Linked DNA regions of Homo sapiens: region 1 is linked to region 2. A link is a loop called in an ENCODE intact Hi-C map of the cell type or tissue named here. Cell type or tissue: OCI-LY7. All regions are shown on one strand.

Region 1 (8,000 bases), 150 kb before region 2:
GAGGCGGAGGTTGCAGTGAACCGAGATCGCGCCATTGCACTCTAGCTTGGGTGACAGAGTGAGACTTGTCTCAAAAACAAAACAAAAACAAAAAACAAACAACCTCTGATAAGCCCACTGAAAAAAAAAATTGTAAGTAAGCTGAACCATCTTAAGTCCTGATGCCGCTTGACCTAACTATGAAGTTTCAACCTGATAAACCCGTAATAAAGTCAAAAAATTATGAGTTGAACCTTCTGAGTTGGGGACCATCTTGACTAAGTTCACTAGGTTCAGTTCAGTAGAACCTGCTCTTGTTATGAGATGATAATGCTTTCTACAGAGCAGAGGAAAGCAGAACTGTAGAGAAAAGTTCTGTACCTGACATCTTTGTAATTCAGTAACTATCCTTCAATTCCCTTTTCTGCCTTTTATATTCTGAAAAATCTTTGATCTAGTTAAAACTAGTCCAAAAGCAGTATTCAAAAGATCTAGAAAAATGTGGGAAGACAGAGTAGAGTGAAGATGATAGAGAAAAATGGTGCAAATCTGACTTTTATTTTTTTATTTTTTTTTTGAGACAGAGTCTAGCTCTGTCATCCAGGCTGGAGTGTAGTGGCATGATCTCAGTTCACTGAAACCTCTGTCTCCCGGGTTCAAGCGGTTCTCCTGCCTCAACTTCCTGAGTAGCTGGGACTGCAGACGCGTACCACCACACCTGGCTAATTTTTTGTGTTTTCAGTAGAGATGGGGTTTCACCATGTTGCCCAGGCTGGTCTTGAACTCCTGACTTCAGGTGATCTACCTGCCTCGGCCTCCCAAAGTCTTGGGTTTACAGGCATGAGCCACCCCGGCCTGACCTTTATTTTTTAGAATATAATATAGTTTGGAAAATACATTTAGCAGCATTAAAGACATTTATAGCTGGGTGTGGTGGCTCATGCCTGTAATCCCAGCACTTTGGGAGGCTGAGCTGGGCGGATCACAAGGTCAGGAGTTCCAGACCAGCCTGGCCAATATGGTGAAACTCCGTTTCTAATAAAAAAAATACAAAAATTAGCTGGGCATGGTGGTGGGCGCCTGTAGTCCCAGCTACTCGGGAGGCTGAGGCAGGAGAATCGCTTGAATCCAGGAGGCGGAGGGTGCAGTGAGCCGAGATTGCGCCACTGTACTTCCAGCCTGGACGACAGAGTGAGACTCCGTCTCAAAAGAAAAGGAAGAAATTCATGGTAATGCCATCCTCTAGGTAATTAAGTAGCACCATTTTTAATCGATAAAAGAGTATATATAGTAATGCTATATGTGTTTTGTATTTTCTTATATAATGATAGAAGCTGCGCACTGCAGCCATTCAGTGATGTGAATGGCAGTCCCTAGGTTGTGCAACCTGATGGTACTGACCACCAATAGCTGTGGAACCCAAACCAAGTTCATGATGAATTTGTATCCTCATGAGCCTAGTTTTCTGTTTTTGTTATTGTTCTTAAATTACAATCAGGGCAACCAAAATAATTTGCTTTAAATTCTGTAGAAACTAAAAGATGACAAATTATGTAGCTGTTTCTATGATTTTTGTAGTGATAGTGTTTATCTCTGTAATAGTATCTTGTAGCTTTCACAAATACTCATTTTTACATCTGTTCAACTTTATTAAACACATATACACAACACTGACAAAGGATTAAAACATCCCTGTTCTTTTGTCTTCGGTTTTGGAATTCTTTTTACTTGTATAATTCTGTTTTCCATCTTCATCTGTATCCTTGCAGGTTGCCTGAAAGGTTTGAAGACCATGTGGTATTATATATATTTTAACAGGTCATGTCATTTCTCTAATGCTGTGGCCCTGAGGTTAGTGATATATTAGGAAACTGTATCATGAAAGTCCGTTTGAGGATAGAAACATATGCATGGACTTTTCCCAAAGTTTGTAACCTGTCCATATCTGTTAGCTTTTGCTGTATTAAATGTATAAACAAAAGCCTCAAAACTTAGTGACTTGAAAAAAGGTTTCATTTATCACAGTTCTTTGGGCTTGCTGGACAGTTCTTGTGGTCTCTGCTAACTTAGCTGGGGCTATATGGCTTCATTCTTATGTCTGATGATTGGCAGACCAGTTGGGTCTTGGGACACCTCACTTATATGGTTGGTGGTTGATGTATGTTAGCTGGGTTGATGGCCACATTTTTCTCATCATCCCACAGGTTAGCCTGGGCTCATTTGCATGGTGGTGGTTACAGGGTTCCATTGAGTAGAAAGAGGGTAAGCCCCAGTGTACAAGCTTCTGCTTGTGTTGTGTTTGCTAATGTCCCATTGACAAAGGGAAGTCACATGGTGAAACCCAGATTCGTGTGGAAAAATAGACTCCACTTCTTTTAGGTTATTTATTCATTTTACTTTAATTTTTTTTCTTGTGACAGAGTCTCACTGTACTCCAGCCTGGACGACAGAGTGAGACTCCATCTCAAAAAAAAAGAAAGAAATTCATGATAATGCTATCCTCTAGGTAATTAAGTAGCACTGTTTTTAATCGATAAAAGAGTATATATAGTAATGTTATATGTGTTTTGTATTTTCTTATATGATGGTAGAAGTTGTGAATTATATATATTTTAACAGGTCATTGTCCAGGATGGAGTGCAGTGGTGCGATCTCGGCTCACTGCAACTTCCCAGGTTCAAGTGATTCTTGTGCCTCAGTCACCCAAATAGCTGGGATTAGGCATGTGCCACCTTGGCCTCCCAAAGTGCTCGGCCTATTTAAAAAATCCTTTAAATTTTTAATATTTGTGGGTACATAGTAGATGTATATATTTATGGGGTACATAAGATGTCTTGATACAAGCATGCAATATGAAATAAGTGCATCATGGAGAATGAGGTGTCCATCTCCACAAGCATTTATCCTTTGAGTTACAAACAATCCAGTTAACAACACTCTTTTAGTTAAAATGTGCAATTATTACTGACTATAGTCACCCTGTTGTGCAGTGAAATCGTAGGCTTTATTCATTCTTTCTTTTTTTGTGTGTGCGCATTAATAGACTCCACTTCTTGATGACAGGAGTGGCAAAATCACATTGCACAGGAGTGAGCATACAGGCCTGGGAAGAATTTGGGGCCATTTGCAGTTGACCACGTTCGTTTTAGGTTTTCTAGCATCTGTATTTCATTCAAATATTCACTCAGACATTTATTGTGCTCCTGTGTTCTACCGTAGGGATAGAAAAAGGCAAATAAAATAGGAATTTTCTCTGTCAAGAAATAAATTAGATTTCTGTCTTGTCACTATGTTTAATCAGTGTACATACTCTGGAACCCTGTACTAAGAACTGTGAGAATGTGAAAACTGGAGTAGTTGTTTTCTAACCACCCTTCCTCCACTTCCAAACTCTAAATCTTATTTTTATTGTATTGTGGTTCTAAGTTATTTCTCAGGTAACTTATGTCAAAGTGTTAACTGATGATTAAAAGTCTATTATTTTAATAATGAAACTTATTAAATCTGATCTGACTGTTAGACCTGCTTCACTGTAGAGTTGGGGCAGAACACTAGCATTTGTTGAATTTGTGCTGGGGCCATTCACTGTGTTAGGCTACTAAAAGCAATTTGATGTTTCATCTTTGAAACATTGCTTGCCTTTGTACTAAATTTTCATTTTGACCAATTGTGCCTGCCCCATGCTCCCCAAATACTTAAGAACTGATCTATACAAAATATCGTGTCAGGGACCAGATGCTCTAATAATAATCAAAAAGCTTTCCCCCTTTATTTTACTAATTTTAAAATGGATAATACTTTCGTTCTTATTTTAGTTGCCGTTATATGGGTATTTTTGAAATAAAATGTTGGTTAAATATTGCCTATTTTGATTAGAAACCATCTGCCAGAAGTGATGGATAATGGCTCCCCCTTGTGGCACAGTCATTTATGACATGTTTAGATTGCCTCAGAATGTCCTGAGCAGGCCTTGTTTTTAAAAATAAGGGACTCTCCTCCCCACCCGCTAAAAAAAACCTCAGCAGAATTGAATCAACAGCTTCTGCTCCCACCCCCCTCAATTCTTTGGCTCTAATAATGATCCTGTTTTTGTATTTTCTTCACATTGGTGCTGATACAAGCTAAAAATATCTGTATCTCCATATTTATGGTGGATCACTATGAAGGTATTCTGAGGAACTTTTAATATCTTGGAATGTTGATAGGTATACTAAAACAAGTACAAAAAAAACAGGTTTTGAAGTCCAAAATAGTGTAATGCTGGACCAAATAAGTAATATTTGTTTGCAGTGAGACTCCTCAGAAACTTTAATAGCCAGTGTGCGTGGTGAGCCTCCTAAACAAGAAGGGTTTTCCAAACTTAGTGGACTGTAGAGCTCTCTCTTCAGGGAACATGTTTTGGGAAACAGCAGGTTGTTTCAAGTGAGTCGTTCTTTGGGGTTTTTTAAAAAATTACTTGTTATTACTATATTTGCCTTTTCCCCCTTGCAGCAGTTTTCGTAATTACATAAGAGAAAACAGCAATAAGTAAAAAATCTTATAGATTTGTTTTTGGCAACATATTTCCTGTTAAGAATAGGCTACTTTTTTCCCTTTGTAGCAAGCCCACCTCAGAATCCTAAAGTGTTTTTTTTAAAGATTACATTATATAAGTCGAATATTAGTTTAAACAATTATTTCATTTTATGTTAACCAAAGCTTCTCAGATTTTGGTATTGACACTTACTGGCAATGGGTACAATAGGTCTCCTACTTCTGCTTTCTTTTTTCCCTTCATAATATTTATAGAGAATATACAAGGGGAAAAGTGAAAATGTGGCCATGATGGTCATGGGGTTTTGTGGGGAGGGGGAGGAGATTTAGATTAAATATGTTATATTTCTTCTGAAGGCCACTATTTAAATATAAGCTTTTCCACAAATACATAATTATCATGCCTGTCTTTTATTGTGTTCTGACACATCTATATACCTAAATCAAGAGGAACTATATGTATAATCTTTGTAATTCAGTGCATTTCTTTTTTTAGAAAGCAAGTATATTCTATTATTATTTTTTATTTAGTTAACTTATTTTTTGAGACTGAGTTTCACTTTTATCACCCAGGCTGGAGTGCAGTGGTGCGATCTCGCTGGCTGCAACCTCCGCCTCCTGGGTTCAAGCATTCTCGTGCCTCACTCAGCCTCCTGAGTAGCTGGGATTACAGGCACCTGCCACCATGCCTGGCTAATTTTTGTATTTTTAGTAGAGACGGGGTTTTGTCATGTTGGCCAGGCTGGTATCAAACTCTTGATCTCAAATGATCCTCCCGCCTTGGCCTCCCAAAATGCTGGGATTACAGGCGTGACGCCTGGCGTATATTTTAAAGCAGTGACATGTTTTGACTTTTTTTCAGGTTAATTTTTTAACTACACCAGAAAACTGGTTTGATTAATGTTTACTGGAGTGAATAAAAGCAAATATAGTAAGCTCACATTGAGCGTCATCAGGATGTGAGGTTTTCCAGATAGGCTATTTTTTTAGTTAATGGAAACGTAGTTTTAAGTATTAAGATTTTATAAAAATATCTTCATTGCTGAACATATGCAACATAATGTCACTTTATTTTCAGTATTGGTTTGTCATTATGATACAATACTGATGCCTTAGGGCAGCTGCAGCTGTGCTTACCCTTTTTCCTTCCTTCCCCTTCTAAATATGTGGTTTCTTGTCCTTTATGATTTTAGAGAGTAGTTACGATTGTGCCTAATATAGGAACTGATAGGTAAGAAGAAGAACTTTTATGAGCCATGGTCTTTGTGACATTTACTGTGATTATTTAGAGATTCTTTTAATCCTTATCTGTTACCTCTTCCACCTCACCGCCCTTGAGTTCTTCGCAGTCTGGCATAGTCTGGATAGGTGATTTTTAGAGAAATGAGGCTTGATTTTTTTGTAATAGGTGAATTCTGCATATTTGGTATATAGTTTTGCAACAAAAGAGGTGTCACCAAAATCAAGAAGTATTTACATTTTTGTGAAAAGCGTGTGGATTTTATTCTTACATTTTATTTTAACAACTTAAGTACCATCATGTATTTTATCAAGCAGTATATACTTTTTAAATTGGAAACATTGTTGTGTGTAACTTGCCATGTTTATAACATTTAAGTTAATGGTTACAACTGATGGATTTGAAATATTGTGTTATTAAACTAGAAATTTGTATGAAATGATATATAGTTAAAGGTTATATTACAATATATTTTAAAATTTAATACTTTTACAGATTAAGATTTTGATGACTTCAATTTAATTTTTTAAATTTGGTCTAAGTTTAAATATGTTTATTCAGGTGGGTGATCATCATTTTATCTTTACTGTTGGAGAATAAAGGTTTTGGAAGATCATTGCCGTTTTGTTTTAAACATGTGAGAGCTAAGCAGTTTTTATAAAGGCCAATTTCCTAATAGGATTTATTTTTGGTTTTATTAGTGGGCAAATGGCATCTACCTGTACATTCTGGTTACAAGGGAGAGACTTATACTTTTGTTATAATAAGTTATGTGTGAAAGTGAATTTTACATATCTATATGTTTTATATGTATTTTGGCATGAGGTGGGAAGAACTAACTAAAAATTCAATTAAGATATTTAGCAATATAATCGGAGTAGAGTCTGTATTACTTTACTTTAAAAATTCAGGGTCTCTAAAAAATCCTTTGAAATAGTTATGAATTTTAATAGGACCATACTTAAAAATAATCAGCAAAAGATAAAGCCTCTTCTTAGGTAGTGCCCAAACTAGACAGAGAATGGGGGAAAAATCGGTTTTTGATTTATTCAGTCTATTATGTTAAACATTTTAATGTTTAGGTCTATACTAATTTAGACGTGTTTTGTTTTATTTTGAAATAAAAAGCATTATTTGTAAACTTGGAAATTAATGTAAATGTATAATTTGAAAGAAATGAGATGGCTAGGTCAGTAATACTTCTTCAGTCAATGAAATAATTATTCTAACCTGAAATAGCAACATCTGGTCAAAGCAAAATTAGTAAATAAAGTTCTTGAGTCATGACACAACATATGATGTGTCTGTAATATTACCACCCAAGTTTTACCCAATTTTTTCCTGTTACTCAATGATACATGTTTTTACTCACATTTAAATACATAAATTTTACTCTACAAGGACTGTGTTAACAATTGGTTCCGGTTTTCTGATTATTATATTATCTCCTACTCTCTATAATTTAATAATGTTATAGTTTTTTGGTTTTATTTCATGTATAATATGACTTTTTAAAACTACTAGATAAATTGAAAGTTTAGTTGTGCTTCGTATTTTAGAAGAATTCACTTAATGAAAATTCTTTCCTAACAGTCATCCCCTCCGCACAAGATAAACTGCCCAAATTATTTAGGTGATCATTGTTGGTACTGTGATGTCATAGAATGAACCAACTCAGTGGCAAGGACTTGATTATGGCTTTGTTAGAACTAAATGTTGTAGGTATCTAATTTAAACAAGATAAGGAAATTTATGCACAGAAAATGTACTTATTTGTATGAGGTGGAAATATATATAATTTGACTTTTTTTTTTTTTTTTTTTTGGTCTCGCTGTGTTGCTCAGGCAGATCTTGAACTCCTGGGCTCAAGTGATCCTCTTGCCTCTGCCTTCTGGGTAGCTGGGATTACAGTTTCGTGTCACCACCCCTAACTCTAATTTGACTTTTTAGATATATTTCAAAGCACTTGGAAAATTTGTGTTTTACAATATCAGTTGTTTGATTTCACTTTCTAAATGGTTATCGTCTCTCAAAACCCCTTATGGTCATTTGCAGACACAAAACTCAGAATCTCAGAATCACTTAACAGACTTGATGTGTTCTATTCTGGTAAATGTGCTAGAGTTGAGATTGATACCCTTAGCTTCTTTGATAGACTGCATTACAGAGGTGCATAGACTGAATTTCTTACTGTGCTGCTATTAATGCATCTAGAGCCTGAAGACTGTTGTAGAGTTAGGCTTTAACT
Region 2 (8,000 bases):
AAATATGTGGGAGAAATTCTGTTATTTCAAAAAATGTTTTTTTCAAAATATTTAAAGTATCTATAAATTGGACATTTCTCACTCATAGTATAATACAGAATAAAATTATGTGGTGATGTTTTTCAAACATTGAAATTTTTTTCTTTAAAGAAATTAAAGAATAATATATAAATATACTCTGTTGTCCTATTTTACTTTTTTCAGGGTCTGCATTTGCAAAGGCAAAGCCTGAAAGTCCTTGGACTTCTCTGACCAGAAAGGGAATTGTTCGAGTTGTATTTTTCCCCTTTTTCTTCCGGTGGTGGTTACAAGTAACATCAAAGGTCATCTTTTTCTGGCTTCTTGTCCTTTATCTTCTTCAAGGTATAATTAAGTGATTTTTGCTTTTACTTTTCAGAATGTTACATTGTTAGGTTTAATAAGTCTTTGTTTTAAACATATGCTAACTACTACTGAGTATGATGTATAAGTATGTTAATAAAGGCACATAATTGATTTGGTATTAAAAATATTTGAGAAAACAAAGCAGTTATTTTTCAGTATAATTTTATGAATATTTGAATCTATAGATGGCTAAAGAAAAATAGAAATCGAGAAGATTTTTTAAAATTAGAAAAAAAACCTCATCAAAATGCATCTTCCACACATACATACATACCAGTCTTTTAAAAATACAACCTATACAAGTTTATTATTCCTGCCATAGGTATAGTTTCTTTTTTCTGTGCCTTTTACCACCGTGATGTGAGCTGTCCTTATACTTTATCAAAATTCTGTATACCGTGCACTCTGCTAGGTGCTTTCTAGATTCTCATTTCATTCTCACATCAACCTGATGAAGTACAGGGACTGTTACTATGCTTCGCTTATAGACGTGGGACCTGAAAGACCTGAGTGCCCAACGCCACATAGTCATCAAGTATGGTAGAGCCCAGATTCAATTCTAAGCATTCTGATCCCAGAACCACACACTTAACCGCTCTTATGGTGCCTCCTAAAACAACATTCTAGTGCATAGTCTTAGCAGCAGTATATAACACAACATGTATAACATTGTAGAGCATTTAGAAACTAAAGAAGAAACTATTCATATTCCATCACGTGAACAAAGCCGTTATTTTCATTTGGTTCATGTCCTTTCAGTCTTTTTAATATGTGATTAAAAAAAAAAACCATGATTACAATCCTGAATGATTATTTAAATTTGTTTTATCAACAGATTCTAAGAGATACTTTTTAAATAAATGAAAATATAATAAAAACTGCAGACTGTTATTTAGATAAAGTTGTTTCTTCTAAGCCAGGTTACATCTTATATACATAAAAGGGTGTGGACTATGATAATTTTGTGGTTTGTTGTTATTAGAATGTGTGTATGTGTTTTCTGATTAAAGATATAATAATATTTTCATGGCAGGAAATTTGGAAAATGTAGAAAAAGCTAAAGAAAAAAAGAACTACCCATCATCTTGCCTTTAAATTTATAATACTTTTTAAATAGTTGAGATTATTTTATATGAACAGCTACATTTTTTTTTACCTAATGTCATAATATCAAAGTCTTTGTAAATATAACTTCTAAGTTACTAGAAAATATCTTGTCCTACTTCAATATTGGGCAGTTAAGCTGATTGCTATTTTTTGCTATTATAATTACTGCTGAAGTGATCATATTTGCTTATCAGTATTTTCTAGTTATAGTGATCATAATTTTTATCATTTTCTTGTTTTCTTCTCAAAAGGACTTAAGAGAGCTTAATTTAAGTATAGTTATCTTCAAAGGTTTTCTGGCTTACCTAGATGAGAAAACTTTATTTGAATGTGGTCAGAAATTGCAATAGTTTATTAGAGTAATTCAGTACCATTGATTGTACATCACAGTGCATTGTGCTTTTTAAGATATTGCTGCTTTCTAGTATTCCACGACAAACAAGTTTCCAATGTAACTAAAAGTTCACTGACATTGTATAATTATATTGTGTCTGAAATTTACTTACTGGTTCCTCTAAGTTAAATAGGGAACACGGGTTAGATTGGGCATTAAATGAGATATTTTTAAGTTCAGAATCCAAGTTTAATCATAAGGCCCTTATGATGAACACTAAACATTCTCCTAGTAAAGCTTAGTTAGAGAAATGACTTAACCTTCTTAAAGTCACACAGCTAGTGCCAAAGTCATGATGTGACTCTGATGACCCTCGGCAGGCTGCCATTACCTTTGAAAACCACTGTATGTCTGTCTCCATTGCAGCACCCTGTGGAAAAGCAGGGTGCTGCAGTGCTCTGAGTTATGTCCTCATTCTTGTTCGCACTTCTTGAAAGGCAGAAAGAATCAAATGCAGTCAGATTTGGTTTTATATAACTATGTATAGTTTTTTTTATTTCAATTACATGCTTTTTAAGTATCTCAGCTATGTATTCTCAGCTCTATCCCCATTTCTGCATGTCTTGGTTGCCTAGTTTCTTGCCAAGATTACTGCCAGGAAACCTCATATCATCTTCTACTTTCTGTCCATTTACCTATTAAATGACAAATTCAAACCAGCTGCTTAAGATCTAAATTTCTTCACTAGTTATCATTGCTTTCAAGATGCAATCTGAGTTTTCAAATCCCTCCTTGAATTTCTATCCCACCTTAACCAGGCTAAACTAGCTCTTTGCTGTTTCTTAAACATTCCATGCTTTTTTGCCTATGTGTCTTTGGACATGCAACTCCCTTTGCGTGGGGTAGCCCTTTTCCCTTTTGTTTAGTCAATCCTCTATGTTCTCTCAAATTTAGATTAGACATCAGACATCACTTTCTTGAAGAATCCTTTCGTAACTCCCCAATGTAGTTACATATCTTTCTTATGTATATTATAGCAGTTAATCATAAGTGTTATATTAGTCACCTTGGGCTACCATAACAAAATACCACAGATTGGGTGGCTTATACAACAAAATTTATTTTTTCACCATTCTGAGGGGTGGAAGTGCAAGAGTGAGGCAATGTCAGAGTTGGTGTCTGATGAGGCTTCTCTGACTTGTAGATGTCCACCTTCTTGCTGTGTCTTCACAGGGCCTTTCTTGTGTGTGTGAGTGGAGAGAGAGAGTACTCTGGTATCTCTGCCTCTTCATATAAAGACAAGAGTCGTATCAGTTTAAGGCCTTACACTTACGAATCTGTTTAACCTTTACTACCTCCTTATAGGCCCTGTCTCCAAACGTAGTCACATTGTGGGTTAGGGCTTCATTCAGCATATGCATTTGTGTGGGGAGGATGAAAGGAGCACAGTTTAGTTCATAACAGGTATTTTCATTGTTTCTTTATATGTCTCTTCTTTCCTGTAAACCAAGCTTGTCCAACCCATGGCCCATAGGCCACATGCAGCCCAGGATGGCTTTGAATGTGGCCCAACCCAGGTTCATAAACTTTCTTAAAACCTTATGAGATTTTTTTTAATTTTTTTAAAGCTTATCAGCTATCGTTAGTGTTAGTGTATTTTATGTGTGGCCCCAGACATTTCTTCTTGCAGTGAGGCCCAGGGAAGCCAAAAGATTGGATACCCCTGGTCTAAACCAAGGGATAGGGAGCGGAGACTGTGTCTTGTCTTTTTTTCTGCATTGCCTAATTGCCACTGAATCTTAAAGATTAACAGTCCTAAAAATGGAAGATAATATTCCATTCTATTCTATTCTGTTTTTTAGACATAGGGTTTTGCTTTGTTGCTCAGGCTGGAGTGCAGTGGTGCGATCATAGTTCACTGCAGCCTTGAACTCCCGGGCACAAACAATCCTCCAGCCTCAGCCTCCCAACTAGCTAGGACTATAGGAGCACGCCACCATGCCCAGCTAATTATTTTTATTTTTATTTTTGTAGAGATGGGGTCTTAATATGTTGCCCAGGCTGGTCTTGAACTCTTGACCTCAAGTAATCCTCCCACTTCACCCTCTTAAAGTGCTGGGATTACAGTTGTCAGCCACCACAGTTTCTCTCTGTTGCTCAGGCTGGAGTGCGGTGGTGCAGTCATGGCTCGCTGCAGCCTCAACCTCCAAGGCTCAATCATTCCTCCTACCTCTACCTCCATAGCTGGAACTACAGGCATGCACTGCCATTCCCAGCTAATTTTTGAAATTTTTTTGTAGAGGCAGGGTTTCGCCTTGTTGCCCAGGCTGGTGTCAAACTCCTGGGCTAAAGCAGTCCACCCGCCTCAGCCTGTCAGAGTGCTGGGATTACAGGTGTGAGCCATTGCATCCAGCCTACTCCTAGAGTTCCCCTTGCCCAGTACGTGAAGTCCTGCCTTTGAAATATTTGTGCCCAACAACATTCTGTCTTAGTTGATCTCCAGCAGAAATCTCTAGCAGCACTGTCTAGTTCGTAGGACTTCATTAAATGCTCAAAAAGTATAACTCAGCATTATATAAAATAAGTGAATGTTTTCTCTATATATCTTCTTTTTTTTTGAGACGGAGTCTCGCTCTGTTGCCCAGGCTGGAGTGCATGATCTCAGCATGATCTCGGTTCACTGCAACCTCCACCTCCCAGGTTCAAGCAGTTCTTCTGCCTCAGCCTCCCGAGTAGCTGGGACTACAGGCGTGTGCCACTAAGCCCAGCTAATTTTTGTATTTTTAGCAGAGATGGGGTTTCTCCATATTGGCCAGGCTGGTCTCAAACTCCTGACCTCGTGTTCTGCCGGCCTCAGCCTTCCAAAGTGCTGAGATTACAGGCAGGAGCTACCACGCCCGGCTCTCCATATATCTTCTAAACCTTAACTTGAGAGGAAAACAAAAAGGGGAAGTGATACCAGAGTTACGGAGGAAAAGCTACTGTCTCAGGAACTGAGACCATGGGAGGGACATGATCACTTTTAGAAAGATACAGTCAGAAGAAAGAAGGAAAAAGAGAGGAAGAAAGTGGCTCCTCCTCCTTTTTCTAATGCCTTGTCGTCAGAATTTCACAGTATGTAATAACTTCCTGTTAAGATATACAGAAAATATAATTTGTATGCTCCCAGCCCTAGGATTACAGAGAATGGTGATCACAGGGCTGAAAGAGTTCAGATAAATAACCAGCAACAGGTTATATAAAACCTAAAGTTTTAAAAGATGTTCTCCTTTGTGTCTGAAACTCTGAACTTCTTAAGTAAGCATTTGTACTTGCCCCTTTTAAAATTAGAGTTAATGGCACGGTGAAACCCCATCTCTACTAAAAATACAAAAAATTAGCCAAGCGTGGTGGCGGGCACCTGTAGTCCCAGCCACTCGGGAGCCTGAGGCAGGAGAATGGCGTGAACCTGGGAGGCGGAGCTTGCAGTGAGCCGAGATCGCACCACTGCACTCCAGCCTGGGCAGCAGAGCGAGACTCCGTCTCAAGAAAAATTAAGAGTTAATGGTAGCTAAAAAAAAAAAAAAAAAAGCTACTATTCACCAATGTTAAGTATACATTTACGGTGTATAAGCAGCTTTTCAAAATGTTTTACATGCACTACCTCACCTAAAACCTATTATAGTGCCTATGTACTGTATGTATGCTGTGTACTATGTAGATACACAGAAGATTAAACCAAGGCTCAAAAACATTAAAGAACTTGATAAAAGTCACATTAGAATTCATATTAAAAACAAAAAAGACTCTCTGCTTTTCAAAATTCCAGACTGTTATGGAATAACTAGAGAATTTGGGTTAAATTCCAGGGTAATTCATAACGATGATTGGCATTTTAAATTTTTTTTTCTTATTACTTACAGTTACATACAGCTGAAATTTGTTTTCATGATACTCTTTAAGTATATTAAAGTGTATTAGCAGATTAAGTGATGTTTTAAGCGTTTGGTATATTGGACCAGGATTCTTTGAGTTGCAGGTGGCAGAAACTAAATGCAAACTAGCTTTTACAAGAAGTTGGTTTTTTTGGTCGTTAATTTTACTGTTTATCATAAAAGCTAAACAAAAAAAACCCAGGAAACTAGATAGAATAGTACAACAGCTGGGGTGGCCATATGTCCCAGTTTGCCTGGGATTGTCCAACCCAAGTTTACTCATGTTGTCCTGGTGCCTTTCACTCTCAAAAGTGTCTTGGTTTAGATGGTAAATTACATGGTCACCCTAAACACCTAAATACCCATCTCTTTAACAATGATTAACGTTTTGGGATGTTTACTTAATCTGTTTTGTTAAGTAAATTATATACATTGAGACATTTTACCCCTGAATACATCAATATATGTCTCTTCAAAATAAGCACATATAACCACATTACAGTGATAACACTTAACAAAATGACCAAAAATCTTATAATATTTACATTTTATTTTAGGTACTCCTTGGCCCTGGATTCAGGCATGGCTGGATTGAGAGGCTCGGATAATATCTTCACTTCTTTTTGCTGTAGACTTTGGTCTTGCTGGTCACATTCTTAGGTTGGCTCTTTCTAGGTGGTGGCTAAGGTGGCCCCTAGCAATTTCATTTTTTCATAGTCTTTAGTGTTTGTGATCTAGGAGAAAGGTCTTGAAGCACCTATATTAGTCCCTGAAAAAGACTGATTGGCCCTGCTTAGGTCACTTGCCCATCTTTTTATAAGCTTTTGTATTCAGACTTACTAAGACTGTGACAAGCCTAGGTTACATGTCTATCCCTGAGGTGGGAGAAATAAGAATGTATGATTGATGGATAAAGGAGGGAGACGAAGGTAAAGAGAGTTTATGTCCAGAAAGTCTAAGGGATGCTGTGTAGGCAAAACAAGATTTCCCTTCATGTAGTAATAGTTAGCATTGATGGATGTTTAGTGGTTTCTCTGGAAACTATGCCTAAGTAAATTTGTTATTAATTCTAAGGAGATAGACCTCTATTAATAAGAAGCTCTTTGTATCTGTATGATACACTTATCATAAGATTTCTTTATTTGTAAAACAAAGAAATAATGTACTTGAGGTTAGGGTAGTTCTTTGATTGTCTGTGATGTTACTTAGAAATGTCCTTTGATTCATATGCATCTAATTTACGTTGCAGCGTTGAGGTGTAGTTTAGAGACTATGTTGGGTGTTGTCTTGTTCCGAGAGTTTATTACTAAATACCATGGTTAGGCTGCGGCAGACAATAAAACAGTCTGAGAGAGCTTGTCTCTATAGTAATATTTTAAACTCATTTAAATTTAGAAAAATATTTTGGCAAAAAATAATGTAAAAACAATTTTAAAAGTTTTGAAGAGGTGACTATCAGATCTATAATTAAGCATATTTTCTTTCCCTTTTTATAGTTGCTGCAATAGTATTATTCTGCTCCACTTCTAGCCCACACAGCATACCTCTGACAGAGGTGATTGGGCCGATATGGCTGATGCTGCTCCTGGGAACTGTGCATTGCCAGATTGTTTCCACAAGAACACCCAAACCTCCTCTAAGTACAGGGGGTAAAAGAAGAAGGTACTGTTTTTTAAAAAGTAATCTTTTTGTACATTTATGTAATTTGAATCTACGATTGTTCTTGACTCCTCTTACCTTCATAGACTAAAATCTTATCTTGTAAGGTTGCTGTTTCAAAAAAACACTGAGCTTCAGAATCAATTACCAGATGATTTAGTTTCCATATTTGCTTCAAGGCCATTTTAAGACCACATGCCTGTGTTTTTGTTTCTTTTTTTTTTTTTTCCTTGAAGCTCATTTATAGTCACCTAATATCAATGTAGACAATATATGTTAGCTAGATTGTTAATAATTCCTACTACTTATAAAAATCTTGTATTTCTAATAGAAGATGCTTTGGCAAAAACAAAAACCTAGAAAAAATTTCAGCTAAACTGTATTTACTAAATGCTATTTGGTTTTGTTTTGTTTTTTTTTTTGTATTTTTTTTGAGACAGGGTCTCACTGTCTCCGTCACCCAGGCTGGAGTCCAGCTCACTGTGGCCTGGACCTCCTGGGCTCAAGTGATCCTCTCACCTCATCCTCCTGAGTAGCTGGGAATACAGGTGTATGCCACCCCACCTGACTAGTTTTTTTATTTTTTATTTTTTGTAGAGATG

The links. Hi-C counts contacts between places; a loop is a spot of excess contacts. Peaks named below come from ENCODE experiments on the same cell type or tissue, not always from the same donor. Only the 100,000 strongest peaks of a DNase experiment are listed, where the experiment ranks them.
Region 1: it touches region 2 in a loop (4-fold over the local background); 2 of 110 quality-filtered maps call a loop at or near these places.

What each region holds. Positions count from the first base shown.
Region 1 is chr7:77,755,594-77,763,593 of GRCh38, forward strand. The region is part of intron 3 of RSBN1L (round spermatid basic protein 1 like); the gene reads left to right. Among named protein-coding and RNA genes, the nearest start is that of TMEM60, 39 kb to the right of the region's middle. In OCI-LY7, CTCF peaks have their summits at 3,877 (motif pointing left) and 4,084; DNase peaks (open chromatin) are centred at 3,918, 5,128 and 5,688; H3K4me3 peaks cover 1,486 bases; H3K27ac peaks cover 3,441 bases.
Region 2 is chr7:77,901,558-77,909,557 of GRCh38, forward strand. PHTF2 (putative homeodomain transcription factor 2) reads left to right here. Exons shown (of 19, transcript NM_001395272.1): 6 at 205-363; 7 at 7,236-7,401. Among named protein-coding and RNA genes, the nearest start is that of DDX3ILA1, 85 kb to the right of the region's middle. In OCI-LY7, CTCF peaks have their summits at 2,267 and 2,468; DNase peaks (open chromatin) are centred at 2,234, 4,804, 5,394, 5,914 and 1 weaker place; H3K4me3 peaks cover 3,920 bases; H3K27ac peaks cover 6,453 bases.